Regions from separate parts of the Homo sapiens genome. Here region 2 is linked to region 1. A link is an interaction called in ENCODE POLR2A ChIA-PET data of the cell type or tissue named here. Cell type or tissue: MCF 10A. All regions are shown on one strand. Each heading gives the region's core, and the rest is flanking DNA. Links, peaks and the distances in the headings are about the cores only.

Region 1 (10,478 bases), core at 1,012-9,011:
TCTATGGGTTTGGACAAGTGTATAATGACATGTATTCACCACTGTAGTATCATACAGAGTAGTTTCACTGTCCTAAAAATCCTCTGTGTTCCATCTATTCACCCCCTTCTCTCCACAACCTCTGGCAATCACTGATTATTTTTCTTTTTATCTTTTTCTGTTTTTATTTTTATTTTTTAATAGAAATGGGGTTTTTGCTATATTGCCAAGGTTGGTTTCGAATTTTTGGGCTCAAGCAATCCTCCTGTCTTGGCCTCCCAAAGTGTTGGGATTACAGGTGTGAGCCACCATGCCCAGTCAGATTTTTTTTTTAATTGTCTCCATAGTTTTGCCTCTTCCAGAATTCCATACAGTTGAAATCACACCATATAGAGCCTTTTCAGATTTGCTTCTTTCACTTAGTAATATGGATTTAAGCTTCCTCCATGTTTTTCATGGCTTGATGGCTCATTTATTTTTAGCACTGAATAATATTCCATCGCCTGGACGTACCATAGTTTATTTATCCATTCATCTATTGAAGGACATCTTGGTTGCTTCCAAATTTTGGCATCTATGAATCAAGCCACTCTAAACATCTGTATACAGGTCTTTGTGTGGTGGACGTATGTTTTCTACTCATTTGGGTAAATACCAAGGAGTGTGATTGCTGGACCATAGGTAAGAGTATGTTTAGTTTTATAAGGAACTGCCAAACTGCGTCCAAAGTGGCTGTACCATTGTGCATTCCCACCAGCAGTGAATGAGAGGTTTATCTAAATTTCAGAGGAAAACCTGCTCTCCTGGAATTTTCTGCAGAGGAACGAGGAGAGTAAGGTAGGATGAAGTGGGAGTGGGAACCAATCTAGGGAAGTGGTGATAGAGTAAAATAGTGACAAAAAGACGGAAGGAAGGGAGCTTATGTTTCTGTTCCTTCTTTGCTTTCTCTTTACTAATAACTTCCATGCCACCACAGACCCACCCATACACTAGTCCTGAACTGGGCTAAAGTCAGAGACAAGGACTGTGGCTGGTGAGGTCTGTTCCTTAGGAGACCGAGAGCAGGGGAATCCCAAGTGCATCTGGTTAAGAGGAATTGGGTCTGCTATTCTTAGAACAAGGTTTCTCTCAAAAAATATTAACTGAAACCACGAATGAAAACCTCAGCTCTTCCTCAGTTTGTCATTCGAGGGTCTGAAATCATTCATTCTTCCAGAAAATATTTGTTCAGAGCCTGCCTCGTGCCAGGGAGTGAGCTGGGTGCTCGATATAATTAACTCTCTTGTACAGTCAAGGGCAGAGCTCAACGTGGCTCACATGCTGAGTTTATCATTAGAGGGCCACTGGCTCTAGGGCACAATGAGCAAGTAGAAAAGAGGAGTTAGCATGACAAGCATTTGCTTTAAAATTAAAGGCCATGTTTGTGTCAAAGTTCTAGAGCATAACTGTGTGGTCAGATCTGCTATGAGTCTTCTGCATCAAATAATGTTTAACAGAATGTGTAAAGGAATTAAATGAGATCTATGGAGAATGAAGATTGCCATATGAAATAGCAAAATGGGGGGCACAATGAGATATGAGATATATTGCCATTTAGGCAAAATGATTTACTCATTTGGAAGAGTCTGTCCCAAACTCTCATGTATAACTAAAGTTGCTTTACAAAGGAATGGACAATTTGTATCTTTCTAGAACTTTTGGGGATAACATAGTTTCCATCTAGTGCCTGCTTTTGGTTTAATATACCCCTAAAATTATACACATGAGGAAGATAAATGATTCTGTTAACAAAGAATGAGATCATCTTTATCCTCAAGGACTGTGATTAAAGGTCAATGGTTAATGACCAAAATTCTAATGTGGTCACTGGAGGAGTCCTGGCAGAATGACATCTGAAATTCCTTGGATATATCTGATGACACGTTAAAAAACTTTTTATAAGCATCAAGGGTTAACACAGTATAACCATTCTATAGATGAACCAGCTGTTGTTGTGTATGCTTAGGTCTCACAGACATGGTTTTAGGAAAAGCATTTCCCAAACTCACACTCCATCTTGTAAGCCCTTTCTAAGAAAAGACTCACCTTTCCTCTCCTGTTGTACTGCCCCAAGAATCAAGCACTGTGCAAGGCACGAAAAGGGAGCTCAGTAATGACAAGTCAGTAGAAAGACTGATTGACTCTTACTAGCTTTGCACAGCAGTTTCCAGTGAAATGGAGCAGAGAAGAGTCACATACCCATATTTCTCCTATCCAATAGAATTTACTCGGCAGTTAATACTGGAAGCCAAAGAGATCAGGGCAAATGTTTGTTATCAAAGATGCCTTCCCTTGAGTTAAATTGGTTGGGATCAGATTAATTTCCCTCAAGAGCAGCACACACCTAGGGAAAAGGGCTTTTGTGCCAAAGGACCTAATGTTATTCTTTCCCTCCAACTGCCATTCTGTCTCTAGGGAAAAAGGGCTAAAACCAACAAACAAAAAACTCTAAAACAATGAGAAAAAAAGACGGCATCCACAAATAAATAAAAAGAGCTCGGATGCAGTATAGAATAAACTGGAAGTCCTAAGCAGAAACAGAAAGAGACCAAGATATAATTGATAGCCCAATTAGTATAACCCAAACTTTGATCTCCTACATTAAATTCTGGAAAAATTCCATGGGCTTCTAAAACATGCATCTTTCCTTCCAGGGCATAAGATTCTAAAGAACTTATATCCTATAACATTTGTCCATGAATTAAGTAGTTTTTAAAAGATGGTTCCCTTTTGAGGTTGGTAAAAAGGAACTATAACTAGCACCTTGAGTGACATGATGAAGGAAGTGGAAATGTGGCTTTGTTTTCACAGTAGTCTTGCTGTCCCCAGACTTGCTCCCTCCAAGTCACCCTTCTTATTGCTGCTGGAATAATCTTCCTAAAACTGACATCAAATCATGTTACTCCCTACCATGGCCTAAAAGCTTTGAGAGCTTACCATGTCTCTAGAATGGAGCCTACAGTTATCATCTGGCCCAAGCATGCCTCCTTCTACAATCTCATTTCCTACCTTCTACTCCACCAAGCCCTAAATTCAGTGATTTTAGTTGCAAGTCATTCATCTGATCTTTTAAACAATGAAGGGGAGACCAGCAACCACTTAATCAGAGTTTGATTAGGTCATTGGCTCCATTTCTCTGCAATTCCCTTGTCTTCTGGTTGGCTTCTCATAGGGTAAGAAAATAGAAACCCACAGCTCACAGCTCACGTTTATGTGCTTCCTCTTCCTCTTCTATGTCCAATAACTGTGAGTGCATCTCTTCCCCCAACTATCAAACCAAAGTTCTGGGCTTCTTTCTGGTTACACATATCCAGCCCTACACTAATATGCCTGAGCAATACCAGGGTGAATTTGCTTAGGCCTGGAGGACATGTCTGTCTGAGAACCAACTGTGGCAAGGAAGTGGATTATGTGGACTGGCTAAGGACAATCAAGGCCCATCCCTGGAGCTGGGCATGAGATCAATTATATAATTGCAGCCTCAATTCCATGGCTGGGAAATTTTGAGGGAAGGAAAGAATGGATGCTGGATAAACATCTTCAGAATCCAAACTACTTACAATTATTTTTATTTTTATTTTTATTTTATGTATTTATTTATTTATTTATTTTGAGACAGAGTCTGTTGCCAGGCTGGAGGACGGTGGCACGATCTTGGCTTTGTGCAACCTCTGCCTCCTGGGTTCAAGCAATTCCCTGCCTCAGCCTCCCGAGTAGCTGGGACTACAGGTGTGCGCCACCATGCCCAGCTAATTTCTGTATTCTTAGTAGAGACGGGGTTTCACCATGTTGGCCAGAATGGTCTTGATCTCCTGACCTCATGATCCACCCGCCTCTGCCTCCCAAAGTGCTGGGATTACAGGCGTGAGCCACTGCGCCCAGCCTAATTATTTTATTCTGCAGTACATGTCCCTGCCCTCTTCCTGGAATGCTCTTCCCCACTGTCTAGATAACTCTTATTCTTCCCTCAACCCCAGCTCAAGCATCTCATCCTCTGTAAAGCGTTTTGGGATCTCATCCAAATACAATAGATCACACCCTTCCATGTGCCATTCTTATACCCAGTACAGAATTAATTTGTTGTTTTTTCCCATTGTTCATCAATTATTTGTTTAATGGATTTGTCTTCCCAGATAGAAGCTTAACTCCTTGAGGGCAGAAACTCTTATTTCTCTTTACTTTTGGCACCTATGAAATGCCCAGAGCACATGTGAATATCCTTTGGATAAATTCGGGTTTTCTGAATTCTGACTCATAATTTAAATATTGATCACCAAGTTGTGTGCTTTGTGTGTAGGTGTGACCTTATCTGACATCATAAACCCGAAAAAGAGACAGGTCCTCAGAAGAAGTATCTGGAGACAGGGGCACAGGCAGATGGAAGGTGAAGTGGCTTGTGTCTCTGTCTCTGGTCTTGGCTCTCTTGGTCTGGATTTGGAGGAATCTAAAAGTCTTTGAGGGTGCAGGGCATTACTAGTTGCTAAAGATGACCTCTGCCCTTTGAAGGTAGGAACCAGGCAAGAAGCTTCTCAATAGGAACCTCAAGCTGGTAACCCGGCCAGCCAGATGACCTAATTGCATGTTACGCTCCATGCTTAGGATCCCTTTATCATTCCTAATCAGAAGGAAGGGAGCAAGGATGCCCAAATACTATTTCCTTTCCCCTCACAGTTCTGAGAAAAACATACCACTTTAACCGTTCCTCAACTTACACTATCATACAGTTAAACATTTACAAAAGACGAAATAAAACTATCATCATTAGCAATAATTTTTAAATATGCTTATTCTTGGTAGGGCACAGTACATGTGGCAAAGAAACATAGAAAGCAATTGGGCAACTTCAGGGAAGCTAATAATGAATTAGCAAATGAGAAGTGCTCAGCAAAGAATAACACTGATGAGCATAATGCACATATTCTGGAAGGTCCTGGGATTACAAGATGAGAAGACACACACTGTGTTAGATGCTAGTATCTGTCGTTAAAGTCACAAAGGCAGCAGAAGACAGGTTCCATGCCCTCAGCGAAGTCACATATAAATGTAATGACTAGAGACTATTAATAAGTACAAGATAGTATAGTATGAATTATACATTTGTGATGGCACAGCAGCATTATTTGACTGATTACGGAGGGAGTGATCAGTGTGGAATGATATTAGTCAGGGCAGGCTCTTGAAGGGGTGAGTCACAAGTTTTTTGAACAAGAGGCTGACACAATGTAGTTAGTACTCGAAAAATATTATCTTAGCAATTGAGTAGAGGACGAACTGAGATGAGGGAACACAAAGCAGGAAGACCAGGGAGGAGGCAGTAATGCAAACGAGGTGCGGGGAGCCTGGACTCGTGTGTGGGCTGTGAAATAAAGCTGGAATGGTTTAGAGCAGGCAATGCAGCTGATTGCATAACAGTGTGGGCTTTTCAGATAAACTGACTTGGGCTTCAATCCTGGCTCGACTACTGACTAACTGTGTTACTTGGGTAATTGGGTAACCAACCTACCTGCTCTAAGTCTATCCCATCATCCACAAAATGCAGGAAATAATAGTACGATAGTAGAAGTTTGTCATTTTTGCTGTCCGGTATCTGAAAATTCTTCCTGACTTGAGTGAATTTCAATGTAAGTGGGAAGCCACAAAGGGGAAACTTTCTCTGCCTCCCTCTGGCAGCTAGGGCATAGACACATGCTCTGAGCAGGGCCAGTTAGTGCACACACATCTCTCTGTACTTAGGGGTAGTGATGCAAAGGCACTGTGGTCAGTTTGAGATTTTCAAGGCTGCTGTGGTTGGCATGAGAGTTCAGACGCATGGCAGAACATGTCCTGGGAAATTGTTGCAGAGGTAGAACCTTAACTCTGTGCTCCACTTCTTCCCTTGGCTCCCAGTGCTTCACCTTCCTATGTATGCTGTGGGTTGCCTGATATACTTCCAGTAAGTTCCTTTTCTGCTTGAGTTACCTGCTGCTTGCCACCAAGAACCTTGACTGGAATACAACCTCACTGTGTTGCTTTGGGGATTGAATAAGATGGCTCATATAAAGCGCTTAGCCCTGTACCTGCCATGGTTACTAAATGGTGGAGCTAAGAAAAAAGAAAGAGCTTGTGACAGAAGAGTCACAGACTCTGAGAACTAATTAGATGTGAAAGAAGAATACAAAAGAAGAATGGAAAAGGTAACACCAAGTCCGCAAACCTGCCTTCCGTATTATGGTTCTGCCTTTAACAAGAATATGGAAGCTGACAGAAGGACGCCTGCTTGAAAAGAGGCTAGAGAGCAATGGCAAAGGAATCCATCTCTCAGCGCATTGATTGAGAACATAGTGATTTGCCGACATGACAAAGCCTAAACTTGTTAGCCAGGCCCTTGAGGTACTTCATAACCCTGTCCCAACCTGCCTGTCCAGCCTCAGTTCTTACCACTCCCTGAAAGGCACCTGATGCTGGAGTCAGAGCCAGCTGCACGGTGTCCCGTGAACACACTGTGTTATTTTGAGCTGTGTTGTTTTAGCACACTGGATTCTCTTTGCTTGGAATGTCCCAATCATCCTCCCTCAACTTCGACTCCCCATTTAAGACTCGGTTTACATATTTTCTCCTCAATGAAGCCCTTCCTCACTCCTTCCAAGTAGAGCTACTCCCTCCCTCTTCGGGGTTCCCACAGAATTCTCTTCACGCCTCTCTGAGAGGTCACATTTTATTCTAATTTTCTCTTTGTATCTTTCTTTATACGGTCCCAGACACTAAGGACAATGGTTTAGTCGTCCTTGTGTTGCCAATGCCTAACATCACCTGGCACAGAGACAATACTTCACAGGCTCCTTGTCAAACACCCAGAATATTTATTTCTGTATTTAGTTAGAGATAAAAGGGTATGACTATAAGATAATGAATCTGATTCAACAATTCACACACAAAAGTCAGTCTTGGTTTTTATTTGTTAATGTGTCAAGCAATAATTAGTGTCCATTCCACTACCCAGCTCCTAAAGGGCAGAGTTTGGTTTTAACTCAGTACCAACAGGATTTTGCACCAATAGGTGCAGTAAAGTATTTTAAATCCTTTTTAAGGTGCCGCTTTGATGTAACCAAAGCAGCTTTGCTAGGATGCTGAAGAGACCCTGGCTGGGGAGGCTGCTATGAGGGGCCAAGTCAGCAACCTTGGTTAGGTTTCTCTGTAAATCTCTCTCCAGCTCTCATCCCCATGACTCAACCAAGTCACCTTTCCCAAACAGAAACTCCTAATGAAAAGAAATATTTCCTTCATATTTTCCCAAGTTAGCCTTAAGCACAAGGTTCTAGAGGAACATAGCCATTAGGACAAAATTTAGTAATTTTATTTTCCATTGACCTCAGAAATTATTCTTTTTTATTTTACCAAATGGATTTTAGATATTTTTTTCATTCATTTTGAATAAATAATACAGTCCTATGATTAAAAAATTCAGAAGTGTACAACGTCAACTCTCTCAACCATTCTCTCCTGGCCATCCAGATTCTCTACCCATGGGCAACAACACTGTGACTTACTGCTGCATTCTTCCAGAGACATTTTATGCATATTAGGAAATTTTTTTTCTTTTACATAAAACATAAAGGAACACATAGTTCTGCACTTTCTTTTTTCACTAAAAAATTTATGTCTTACAGATCTTCCCATATCAATATATATCAATACATATCTTTTTTCCTGGCTGTGTGGTATTCCATTGCATGGGTGGACTGTAATCTGTTAAGCCAGTTCCCTTTTGATAGGCCTTTAGGTTTTTCCCAATCCTTTCTGTTTTACAAACAATTCAGCAGTCCTTTTAAACCTCCCTCCAAGTTTCCTACCCAGCTTTTGCCTACATTTCAAAACATCCTGTCACTCTCATCTCACAGAGAAAACAGAGGCCATTAGATTGAAATTCCATCAATTGCCTGCCTCCCATCAATTGCCTGCCACCTTGTACTGTATATTCCTTCAAACCAGGGTGTGGTTCTCAGAATGAGCCATGTTCTCTCTTGCCTGTGTAGCTTTCCATATGCCATTCCCACTCCCACTATCATTGGTTTGCCCAGGAAACCTCTAGTAATCCTTCAAATTCAAGTGTGGATATCATGCCAGAGGGAGTTAATCAGTTGCTGCTGTGTATTATGACTGAACCTTGTTCTCCTCCCACTGTTGTACTCACTATGCTGGTTTAAAATTTGTGTACGAGTCTATATTCTCATAAGTCTGTGAGCACCTTGAGAGCTAATTCATATCAAGATGCCCAGCACTTAGTATAGTCTGGTAATAGAAGCTATTCAACAAATATTTGTTGAATAAATGAATAAATAATGTGAAGATATAAGCATAAGCTGTAACGACAAGTATTTGCAGAAGAGTAGAATGCGTCTTCAACCTTGCATGCTGTGTTGGAAACAGAATTGGACCAGAAAGCAAGAGACCCAAGGCTAGTTCATAGAAACAGCAAACTCTCCCAACATGTTCATTGCTGTATCCTCCATGCCTAGAAGGGCTGGCTCTTGACTGGTGCTGGCCAAGAACAAAGCTTTGTGTTATATTTGGATTTGAATCTGCTAAAGATGAGCTTTATTGCAAATAGTTTGTAAAGAGAAAGTTAGAATCAGAAGGGCTATAACTTTTGGACTAACTGGAGAGCATATGCAATACCCAGTCATGGATAAGTTATCATAATGCCAGTGAACTTATTAAGTTGAACATGTACAATGAATTGGCTTTTACAAATACATTTTATAGATTAAATTACACATATCCTATAGCCACGGGTTTTTCCAGGTTTGGTGCTAATCACATATTTAATCTGGGAAATGAAACAAAACCTTAATGTTAATCTTGGGTCAAGTGGGGTTCTTGGCTCCTTCCCTGTGCACATTAATGAGAGCACTAGTATGACAATCAGAGCCTGAGCCACCATAGATTTAAATTGAAACAAGCCCTTTACCAAACCTGACCTGTCCCCAACCTCCTGTGGTCACCTGAATGCTAATATGCCCCTGCCCTCTCTTCCTTGTCTTATTGAACAATAGTAACATACACGATAATGTCAGTTCTCCACCAATTTATGAAAACAAGATTCTTTCATCCTAATGCTTCTAATCCAATACAGTGACTCACAGATTGTTTTTAAACTAAGAACAAATCAAAGCTTTAGCTTTACAATTTTTATTTCTACAGTGTTCAATAAATATTTGTTGATTGACTGAATGAGTATTTTGCCATTAATTAGCTCTATAACCTTGGGCCAGTTTCATTTAATTTTTCTATGCCTCATTATTCTCATCTATATAATTGAGTTTGATTAAGTCATATTTTTCAAATTATTTTTATGGTTTAAACGCTTTCTTCAAAGCAAATCTTAAGGCCAGGTGTGGTGGCTCACGCCTGTAATCCCAGCACTCTGGGAGGCTGAGGCAGGCACATCACTTGAGGCCAGGAGTTCGAGATCAGCCTGGCTAACATTGTGAAAACCTGTCTCTATTAAAAATACAAAAATCAGCTGGGGGTGGTGGCACACATCTGTAATCCCAGCTAATCGGGAGACTGAGGCAGGAGAATCACTTGAACCCAAGAAGGGGAAGTTGTAGTGAGCCAAGATAGCATCACTGCACTCCAGCCTAGGCAATTGAGCAAGACTCTGTCTCAAAAAAAAAGGAAAAGAAAAAGAAAATCTTAAGCAGAATCTAGCATTTAAAGCAGAAAAAAGTGAGGCTGCTGTAGATGAAATAGGTTTTGGGGCCCTAAGACTCCTCTTTTCCCACCCCCATTTCTGCTCCTGAGCTGCTTTGCTGAACCCACAGGACCCTCTGAGGTACCATTTGTCCAAGCACTGGACTGAATAGAAATACAAATATAAATAGCATTGACTCTCAGACTTGTAAAAACAAAACAAAACAAAAAACTTATAGTCAACTGGATGCAGACAGTCCCAACCTGCAGCCTCTTAACTCTTAGGAATTAAGATTAACCACCCAGACAAATTAATCTGGTTTCTTTGCTTTGGAGGGTATTACATCAACTCAATCAATGTCAATCAATTTTGTAATGCTAAGCTGAATTGGAAATTATATATATATATTTTTGATAAATTAACAATGAACATGACTATATTAATAATAAACAATGAACATGAGAACATGAACAAACTACTAATGAATATATTTTAGTAGACACAATTTCTCAACATATGAAAATGGGGGGAGGAATAAAGGGGATCCTTGGGGAGTGAAAAGGTTCAGAATCACAATGAATTCCTTTTTCTTTCTTTTCATGCAAATAAAATGAGCCAGAGAAAAGTGAAATGGCTTGCCTAAGCCCTCACAGCTTACTTAGTGGCAGATTCTGCATTGGGACCTGGGACTTGTAATTTCCAGCCCAGTGCTCTTTCACTGACCATGTCGTTTCTTTATAAGGTTAGAACTTTACCTTTATGTTTCTGGAATCCCTGATCACCATGC
Region 2 (10,478 bases), core at 1,562-9,561, 140 kb before region 1:
ACAAAAATAAATTCTTTAAGTGAATGACTATATTTGGTAAAACCAGACTGAATAAAGCGAATTGTCATGACGATTACATCCAACATTAGTATTTTGCCCATCAACTCAGAATTTTTGTACCCTTTTAAAAGTAACAATCAAAATTATGATCCAATGCAGTTATCATAATTTTACCTTATAAGTGTTGACTTTTTGTGTATGCACAAGAAGAAAACCAGATCAGTTCAGCATCTTGATACCGGTCGATTCTGAAGATAAACCTAATTCAAAATATTTTTCTTTCAAGGGTGCCACAGCTAAAAATTTGCAAGGCTCTAACCAGTAAGGAAATGGATAGCATTTCTGCTAAAGAAATAAATTAGATATTTTAAAGATTATTTTTCTAAGATTAGTAATTTATTTCCCCTTACTTACTATAAGCATCTGAAGGTTGCATCTTACTCATCCCTGTATCCCCAGGACACCGGGCACAGTACCTTGGCACAGTAGGTAATTAATAATGGTCACACAAAAGCACTTCTCAATGTAATGAGATTAGTCTGAATGTCAAATTTACTGAAAAAATCAGTTTCTGTATCGCGCATTATATATACCCTTGGTGGGGACACATAAGTGTCTGTTGTTTCACCCATGCATCTGCGTATACAGTGACCTGTATGTAGAAGCTGATTGTTTATGAGATCCAGCCAGGTTTTGAGTCCTTAGACTTCATTCAAAAGCAAAATATCCAGGTATTCTTTAAGAGTATATTATAAAACATAAGGAAAGCTGCAAAGTATAATAAATTGATGCCTTCATCTGAGTTTAGAAACAACGCAATTAATCTTTTCAAAATATTTGGAAGCATACAGGATTTTTCTTTGATAACTTAAAAAAAGGGGGATGGGAAGACAGACACCTAAATGCCTTACTTGCTATCCGGGTCTTCCTGAGTTTAGCAGTTTGTGTAATTTTTTAGAAGGAAATATTATTTTATTGTGATAAACATCACAAAGGTAAAGTAGGAGATGATGTGAGAGAATATACAAAGCAATAAAGTTCCTTTGCTTATTCATTTTTCCATTCCAGCCCCCTTTAAGAAGCTTATCTACAAATGAATTTTCTTCACCATGATTTTCTCAGTAATAACATTATTCAACTTGTCACTTTAAAAATTCATATCATTATTTCTTCAAGGAGTGGCACTACATCCACTTCTTGTTTTGGAAGAGTTAGACCTACAATTGGACACAGCAGACTAATTTTTTTTCTTTTTTTTTTTTGACAGAGTCTTGCTCTGTTGCCTGGTTGGAGTGCAGTGGCGCGATCCTGGCTCACTGCAACCTCTGCCTCCCAGGTTCAAGTAATTCTCCTGCCTCAGCCTCCCTAGTAGCTGGGATTATAGGTGCATGCCACCATGTGCAGCTAATTTTGGTATTTTTAGTAGACATGGGGTTCCACCATGTTGGCCAGGCTGGTCTTGAACTCCTGACCTCAGGTGATCCGCCCACCTCGGCCTCCCAAAGTGCTGGGATTACAGGTGTGCACCACCGCACCTGGCCAGAGCAGACTAATTTTTAAAGAAGTAAAGTAGCTGGCCTATAAAGTGCTTATAGTGTGGGTAAGGAAACCTGGGAGGTGCCTAAGCAACAATTCACTAGCAACTTTTAATCACAGGCAACAGGACCTTGACCCTGACCCCCAACTTTACAGGGTCCCAAATATCGTGACACATACACAAATAAATTTATTGAAGACAATTGTTATCTGGCCAAGTGTTTTCTGAGTTCATATTGTTCATATTATTTTGAATATACTGAAATGGTTCTCTGACCTGGTCAAAAGATACCTCAATTCCTTTCAAAACAATGTAAGGTATAAAATAACACAACGTAATAGAGGTTTGCATTTAGGATTTAATATATACATTAAAAATAAAATTACCAGTTCACTGCATTGGTAAACCTAATTTCTTGGTCATTTATTTTTCCTATGATAATAAAAACATATAATTATGGAGAAAATTTAGATTTTGTCAGCTTTTGTTATTACTTTTTTTTTTTTTTTTTTTGAGATGGAATCTTGCTCTGTCACCCAGGCTGGAGTGCAGTGGCGTGATCTTGGCTCACTGCAACCTCCACCTCCTGGGTTCAAGTGATTCTCCTGCCTCAGCCTCCTGAGTAGCTGAGACTACAGGTACATGCCACCATGCCTGGCTAATTTTTGTATTTTTAGTGGAAACAGGGTTTCACCATGTTGGTCAGGCTGGTCTGGAACTCCTGACCTCGTGATCCGCCTGCCTCGGGTTCCCAAAGTGCTGGGATTACAGGCGTGAGCCACCACACCCAGCCTTGTTATTACTTTTTTGATCATAGAAACACAATATACTACTCTAAGAAATGTAAGAAAAATAAACACTAAAAATCCCTTGTGATACCATTTCTCAAAGATAAGTATTATGGAACGTACAGTTGTAATAATGTATAATAAAACAAAACATTAAAACTACTTGGCAATGCTGTTTTCTTTTCACAGTTCATGCATGCAATTCCACATGAGTACATACTCATCAACTTCATTCTTTTTGATGACTGTATAGGATGTAGTATAACATTCTTTTTTTTGAGACAGAGCTTCGCTCTTGTTGCCCAGGCTGGAGTGCAATGGTGCGATCTTGGCCCACCGCAACCTCCGCCTCCTGGGTTCAAGCGATTCTCCTACCTCAGCCTCCCGAGTAGTTGGGATTACAGGCATGCGCCACCACGCCTGGCTAATTTATTGTATTTTTAGTAGAGACAGGGTTTCCCCATGTTGGTCAGGCTGGTCTTGAACCCCCGACCTCAGGTGATCTGCCTGTCTCAGCCTCCCAAAGTGCTGGGATTACAGGCATGAGCCACCACGCCTGACCATAATATTACTTTAATATTCCTTTATTGATGAATCTTTGTTTCTAGTTTTCCTTACTGAAAATATTACATTAAATGCATTATATCTTTATATGTCTCCAGCAGTATTTCTATAAAATAAAAGTCCGAGAAGAATTGTTGGATCAGAGAGTATGACCATTGAAATTTTGATAGACATGGCCAAATTGAGTTTTTAAAAGATTTTATCTGTTAATACTCACGAACAATTAAAATGTAAAGGTTTGGCTGCAATTACTTTGTTAGGATTGACCAACCAAAGTTCAAAAGAAATTAGATCAAAGATATACACATTTGAAATATTTTGGATAAAATAGTTTCTATTCCTTCTTTTTTTATTATTTCTATCCTTCCTTCTTTCCATTCAGCTGTCCACCCATCTATCACTTAGTTTTTAATGCTCACTGTAATACATCAAACAATATAGGATATACAAGCAAAAAGCTAACAACTGTCTTCACCTTCAATCTCACCCTTGTGAGGCAACCAATGTTAACGGTCTGGCGTATCCCTCCATGTCTTTTTTTTAAACCCTTATACAAACATATATGAACATATATACTTTTTTTGTTGTATAAAAACAGGATCACATTATAGATATTATTCTGTAACTTTCTGTTTTCACCCAAAATACAGCAGAGCACTATTTTCCAGAAGCACGTAGTTCTAACTTATTCTTTCTGATGGCTGTATAATATTCCATAAAATGGATATGCCAAACTTTATTCAAGTACTTCACATTTTAAGTGGACATTCCATTTGTCTGCTATAATTTACAATTATAGCAATACTTTGAGAAAGGTCTTTGCAAGTATATCCATATGAACTAATGTCTATGTAGAAGATATGCTGGCTCAAATATTATGTACATTTAATGTCTTAATAAACACCGCTAGATTACTTTCCAGGAAGCATGCAGCCATGCACTCTCTCACCTACCCCCATCTTCATTTGACAGCTTATTTTCCCACATCTTATCAGCATTGGACACTATTCATCTTTTCAATTTTTGCCAAACTGATGTGTGAAACAAGAGGGTATCTCATTGTGGTTTATGTTCATTACACTATGAGCTGGATAACTTTTTGGTTATTGGCTATTTTCATTCATTTCTTGTTTTATGAATTTTCTGTTCAAATTCTGCTGTAGCCTGGTTCTCTGAAAAACAGCGTGAAGCAAAGCGTAAGTCTAATGCTTTATTTGAAGGTGCAATATCGGCAGCAGTGAGGGTAAAGCAAAGCAAAGCGGAGAAAGACGGTGATGCATTACCAAGCTCGCCTGAGTTTCACAAGATGCCCAGCTGCTTCTCCAGCATTCAGGAAGTCTCTGGACAGACAGAAGTGAAACACCAGGTTTTGGAAAAATCCACTGAAGGAAGGGATGGAGAGGGAATTTATCTGCCAGCTGTCTCCCATATCCCTTTGCATTTTAATCATAGCTCCACATGAATCTAATTTCTCCCTCCGTGTAGAAAGTTGTACCACCTAGCCCTGTTGCAGCCACTGGGGAAGTCAGATCTGTGGCCTTGCAGAGCTGTGCTTCATGTAATTCAGAAGTAGCAGGGGAACCAGATCCTCTGGGCTTTGGCCTCAGGGTGGAACAAGGTGCCAAGAGAGCCCAGGAAACAAGTACAATCAAGAAAATCTGAGGCAGTATATATGATGTGGTCCAGGCATATCCTTTGGTTCTTTTTGTCTATTGCATTTGTAACTGTCTTACTAAATTGTAGAAATTCTTTGATTATTAGGGATAGTTATCCTTTGTTTAATATGTGAATTGACAGTATTTTCTCTCCTAATAGTCTGCCTTTGAATTTTATCAAATCTTTCGTAGTACTGAAATGTTTTATTTTTTTTACTTAACAAACAACCATGGCATTATGAGTTAAAATTGCATTATATCTTTTAAGTTTTAATTTGGGAAGGAATAATATTTTAACTGTAATATACTCAAGTACTTATATACAATTTTTCCTTAATAGTTTAAATGGCATTTCTCCCAACCCCATTTCAATTTTCAATGAATTACTTCTCGCACATAATGAAAATAGCTCTTGGTTTTGGGATACACGTGTATTAATAGCATTAGTATGCTATTGCAGCATTTAACACCGTATTTGTTGTTGACTTACCTAAACCCTGACCAAGATTAGGTAATCACTGCTATTTTAGTTTTATCTGGAATTTTTAAGAGTAGCTGCCAAATTTAATTAAATTGAATGGAATTTGCTTTTGATATCTATTAAACAAAATTTGTTAAAATCCTTCAATTTATAAAAGTAATTGATTATTGTTAAACAGTTTTCTGATATTGACCCATTCTTAACTTCTTGAAAGAATTCAAACTTGCCCTGATGTATTCTTCCTTTGATACACTACTGGATTTGATATGCTAATATTCAATAAGAATTTTTACATATACATTTAAGATTATTATTGGTCTATAGTTTTCCATTTTGGTGCTATCTTCATTGGGTTCTGGTTTAAAGATAGCAAAGCACGGTGCTTAAGAGCTTGGGCACTGGAACCAAATTGTCCAGTTTAAATCCGAGCTAAAACACATACTTGTTAAATGATCTTGACAAGTTGCTCAAGAGCTCTGTGCTTCACTTTCCTTTTGTGTACTAGCCTCATAAGACTGTATGAGGACTGAGTTATTATTTATAAAGCATTTTAAAGCAGTGCCTGTCACATAATAAGTACTCTATGAGAGCTAATTTAAAAAAATGGATTAAGAAGCTTTTCTTTAAATCTTTTGGAAGATATTGAACAATTATAATTGAAGAATTAGAATTCAGCTTCTTAAGCTTTTCCCCGTGTATACACAGAAACACATACAATTGGAATAGTAGTACTACTGATGATGTTTTGTAGCTCTCCTTTTTAACTTAACACTATTAGATGGGCATTTCTCATGTCACTACCTATTTTTTGAAACAGTGAATTTTAATGGCTACGTAATATCCCATTGGAAGGCAATAAAGAATTTTACCTAATTAGTCTTTAACTGTTACATTTCATTTTTTTTTTTTTTTTGAGGCAGGATCTTGCTTTGTCACCCAGGCTGGAGTGTAGTGGCATGAACACAGCTCACTGCAGCCTCAACCTCCTAAGCTCAAATGATCATCCCACCTCAGCCTCCTGAGTAGCTGGGACTACAGGCACAAGCCACCACACATGGCTAATTTTTGTATTTTTTGTAGAGATGGCGTTTTACCACGTTACCCAGGCTGCTCTTGAACTCCTGAGCTCCAGCAATCTGCCTGCCTCAGCCTTCCGAAAGTGCTGGGATTATAGGCGTGAGTCACTGCATCCAGTCTGTTACATTTCTAAGACACCAATGTTTTATTATTATAAAAACAGGAATATCCTTATGAATAATCTTTGTGTATATTTATGATTATTTTCTTTGGATGGTTTTCTAGAAACAAAACTATTGACATAAAGGAAAAATATTTCTAAAGCTCTGAATATTACCAATATTTTTTCTAAACAGTTTGTGCCAATTTATGTCCTTTCCATTAGTATTCTAGAGTGCCTACTTTATTTAATTCTAGCTGATAAGTATATTCTAAAATTACTACAACTTAGATAAAAATAGAATTAAAACATTTTAACACCTTAAAATGTTTACTGGCCCTTAGTATTTCCTCTTTCATGACTTTTCTATCCACAGGATTTTATTGTTTTTCTTATCTATTTGCATACGATTGTCATGGACTGAGGATATTTTCCTTTCTCTGTCATATTCCACGGAACTATTTGTTGCTTTTAAAAAACTGTATTTAAGTAGATTCTCTTAATGCTGGGAAGTTCTGCATTTTATGTAGTTAAATAAAATAATATTTTCGTTTATGACTTCCATTCTTTTAAGCTTACAACATTCTTCTTGATAGATTGTTTATAAATGTCCAGTAAACTGACTTCTAGTTTTTCTTTTTCTTTTTTAAGGCTTTACTTACATGTAATGATGCTTCATGCTCCTGGAATTAATTTTGGTATAAGACAAGAGGTGCGAATTAAAATCGATCTTTTTCTTAAAAGCAAACCAACTGCTCCAGCACCATTTGTTTAATAACTTTTCCCATTCACACTGACTTGTGGTCATCTTTACCACATTTTATTTGCTTTCAATGAACTGAGTCTGTTTGGGGGTTCTCCAACCCTGTTTTATTCCTTTGCCGGAACCAAAATGATTTAATTATAGTAGATACAACTTATATGTTAATATAAAGGCTATGTGCTCCTAAATTCTTTTCTTAAAGAAAAATGTAGCTAGATGAACATAAATAATCTTTTTAATAGCAAAAAAGAAAAATCACATTTACAATTTTGATTGGGGGCTGGAGCCAAGATGGCCAAAAAGGAACAGCTCTGGTCTACAGCTCCCAGCGTCAGCGATGCAGAAGATGGGTGATTTCTGCATTTCCATCTGAGGTACTGGGTTCATCTCACTAGGGAGTGCCAGACAGTGGGTGCAGGATAGTGGGTGCAGCACACCCTGCACTAGCCAAAGCAGGGCGAGGCATTGCCTCACTCGGGAAGCGCAAGGGGTCAGGGAGTTCCCTTTCCCAGTCAAAGAAAGGGGTGACAGACAGCACCTGGAAAATCGGGTCACTCCCACCCCAATACTGCACTTTTCCGATGGGCTTTAAAAACGGCCCACCAGGAGATTATATCCCGCACCTGGCTCGGAGGGTCCTACGCCCACAGTCTTGCTGATTGCTAGCACAGCAGTCTGAGATCAAACTGCAAGGCGGCAGCAAGGCTGGGGGAGGGGCACCCACCATTGTCCAGGCTTGCTTAGGTAAACAAAGCAGCCCGGAAGCTCCAACTGGGTGGAGCCCACCACAGCTCAAGGAGGCCTGCCTGCCTCTGTAGGCTCCACCTCTGGGGGCAGACAAACAAAAAGACAGCAGTAACCTCTGCAGACTTAAATGTCCCTGTCTGACAGCTTTGAAGAGAGCAGTGGTTCTCCCAGCACACAGCTAGAGATCTGAGAACAGGCAGACTGCCTCCTCAGGTGGGTCCCTGACCCCTGACCCCCGAGCAGCCTAACTGGGAGGCACCCCCCAGTAGGGGCAGACTGACACCTCACACAGCTGGGTACTCCTCTGAGACAAAACATCCAGAGGAATGATCAGACAGCAGCATTCCCGGTTCATGAAAATCCGCTGTTCTCCAGCCATCGCTGCTGGTACCCAGGCAAACAGGGTCTGGAGTGGACCTCTAGCAAACTCCAACAGACATACAGCTGAGGGTCCTGTCTGTTACAAGGAAAACTAACAAACAGAAAGGACATCCACACCAAAAACCCATCTGTACATCACCATCATCAAAGACCAAAAGTAGATAAAACCACAAAGATGGGGAAAAAACAGAGCAGAAAAACTGGAAACTCTAAAAAGCAGAGCGCCTCTCCTCCTCCAAAGGAACGCAGCTCCTCACCAGCAACGGAACAAAGCTGGACGGAGAATGCCTTTGACGAGCTGAGAGAAGAAGGCTTCAGACGATCAAACTACTCCAAGCTACAGGAGGAAATTCAAGCCAAAGGCAAAGAAGTTGAAAACTTTGAAAAAAATTTAGACGAATGTATAACTAGAATAACCAATATAGAGAAGTGCTTAAAGGAGCTGATGGAGCTGAAAGCCAAGGCTTGAGAACTACGTGAAGAATGCAGAAGCCTCAGGAGCCGATGCGATCAACTGGAAGAAAGGGTATCAGTGATGGAAGATCAAATGAATGAAATGAAGTGAGAAGGGAAGTTTAGAGAAAAAAGAACAAAAAGAAACGAACAAAGCCTCCAAGAAATATGGGACTATGTGAAAAGACCAAATCTACGTCTGATTGGTGTACCTGAAAGTGACGGGGAAAATGGAACCAAGTTGGAAAACACTCTGCAGGATATTATCCAGGAGAACTTCCCCAATCTAGCAAGGCAGGCCAACATTCAGACTCAGGAAATACAGAGAACGCCACAAAGATACTCCTCAAGAAGAGCAACTCCAAGACACATAATTGTCACATTCACCAAAGTTGAAATGAAGGAAAAAATGTTAAGGGCAGCCAGAGAGAAAGGTCGGGTTACCCACAAAGGGAAGCCCATCAGACTAACAGCGGATCTCTGGGCAGAAACTATAAGCCAGAAGAGGCTGGGGGCCAATATTCAACATTCTTAAAGAAAAGAATTTTCAACCCAGAATTTCATATCCAGCCAAACTAAACTTCATAAGTGAAGGAGAAATAAAATACTTTACAGACAAGCAAATGCTGAGAGATTTTGTCACCACCAGGCCTGCCCTAAAAGAGCTCCTGAAGGAAGCACTAAACATGGAAAGGAACAACCAGTACCAGCCACTGAAAAATCATGCCAAATTGTAAAGACCATCAAGGCTAGGAAGAAACTGCATCAAGTAACGGGCAAAATAACCAGCTAACATCATAATGACAGGATCAAATTCACACATAAAAATATTAACTTTAAATGTAAATGGACTAAATGCTCCAATTAAGAGACACAGACTGGCAAATTGGATAAAGAGTCAAGACCCATCAGTGTGCTGTATTCAGGAAACCCATCTCACGTGCAGAGACACACATAGGCTCAAAATAAAAGGATGGAGGAAGATCTATCAAGCAAATGGAAAACAAAAAAAGGCAGGGGTTGCAATCCTAGTCTCTGATAAAACAGACTTTAAACCAACAAAGATCAAAAGAGACAAAGAAGGCCATTACATAATGGTAAAGGGATCAATTCAACAAGAAGAGCTAACTATCCTAAATATATATGCACCCAATACAGGAGTACCCAGATTCATAAAGCAAGTCCTGAGTGACCTATAAAGAGACTTAGACTCCCACACAATAATAATGGGAGACTTGAACACCCCACTGTCAACATTAGACAGATCAACGAGACAGAAAGTTAACAAGGATACCCAGGAATTGAACTCAGCTCTGCACCAAGCAGACCTAATAGACATCTACAGAACTCTCCACCCCAAATCAACAGAATATACATTTTTTTCAGCACCACACCACACCTATTCCAAAATTGACCACATAGGTGGAAGTAAAGCTCTCCTCAGCAAATGTAAAAGAACAGAAATTATAACAAACTGTCTCTCAGACCACAGTGCAATCAAACTAGAACTCAGGATTAAGAAACTCACTCAAAACGGCTCAACTACATGGAAACTGAACAACCTGCTCCTGAATGACTACTGGGTACATAACGAAATGAAGGCAGAAATAAAGATGTTCTTTGAAACCAATGAGAACAAAGACACAACATACCAGAATCTCTGGGACACATTCAAAGCAGTGTGTAGAGGGAAATTTATAGCACTAAATGCCCACAAGAGAAAGCAGGAAAGATCCAAAATTGACACCCTAACATCACAATGAAAAGAACTAGAAAAGCAAGAGCAAACACATTCAAAAGCTAGCAGAAGGCAAGAAATAACTAAAATGAAGGAAATAGAGACACAAAAAAACCTTCAAAAAATTAATGAATCCAGGAGCTGGTTTTTTGAAAGGATCAACAAAATTGACAGACCACTAGCAAGACTAATAA

The links. ChIA-PET counts read pairs that join two places held together with the same protein. Peaks named below come from ENCODE experiments on the same cell type or tissue, not always from the same donor. Only the 100,000 strongest peaks of a DNase experiment are listed, where the experiment ranks them.
Region 2: POLR2A ChIA-PET joins it to region 1 with 13 read pairs; 2 of 35 experiments call an interaction of 5 or more read pairs at or near these places.

Annotation. Positions count from the first base shown.
Region 1 is chr13:51,552,891-51,563,368 of GRCh38, reverse strand. No RefSeq gene overlaps it. Among named protein-coding and RNA genes, the nearest start is that of MIR4703, 5.5 kb to the right of the region's middle. In MCF 10A, for the core only: no CTCF peak of the experiment used is centred there; a DNase peak (open chromatin) is centred at 5,258.
Region 2 is chr13:51,693,093-51,703,570 of GRCh38, reverse strand. All of the region lies in intron 3 of WDFY2 (WD repeat and FYVE domain containing 2), which reads right to left. Among named protein-coding and RNA genes, the nearest start is that of DHRS12, 110 kb to the left of the region's middle. In MCF 10A, for the core only: no CTCF peak of the experiment used is centred there; no DNase peak of the experiment used is centred there.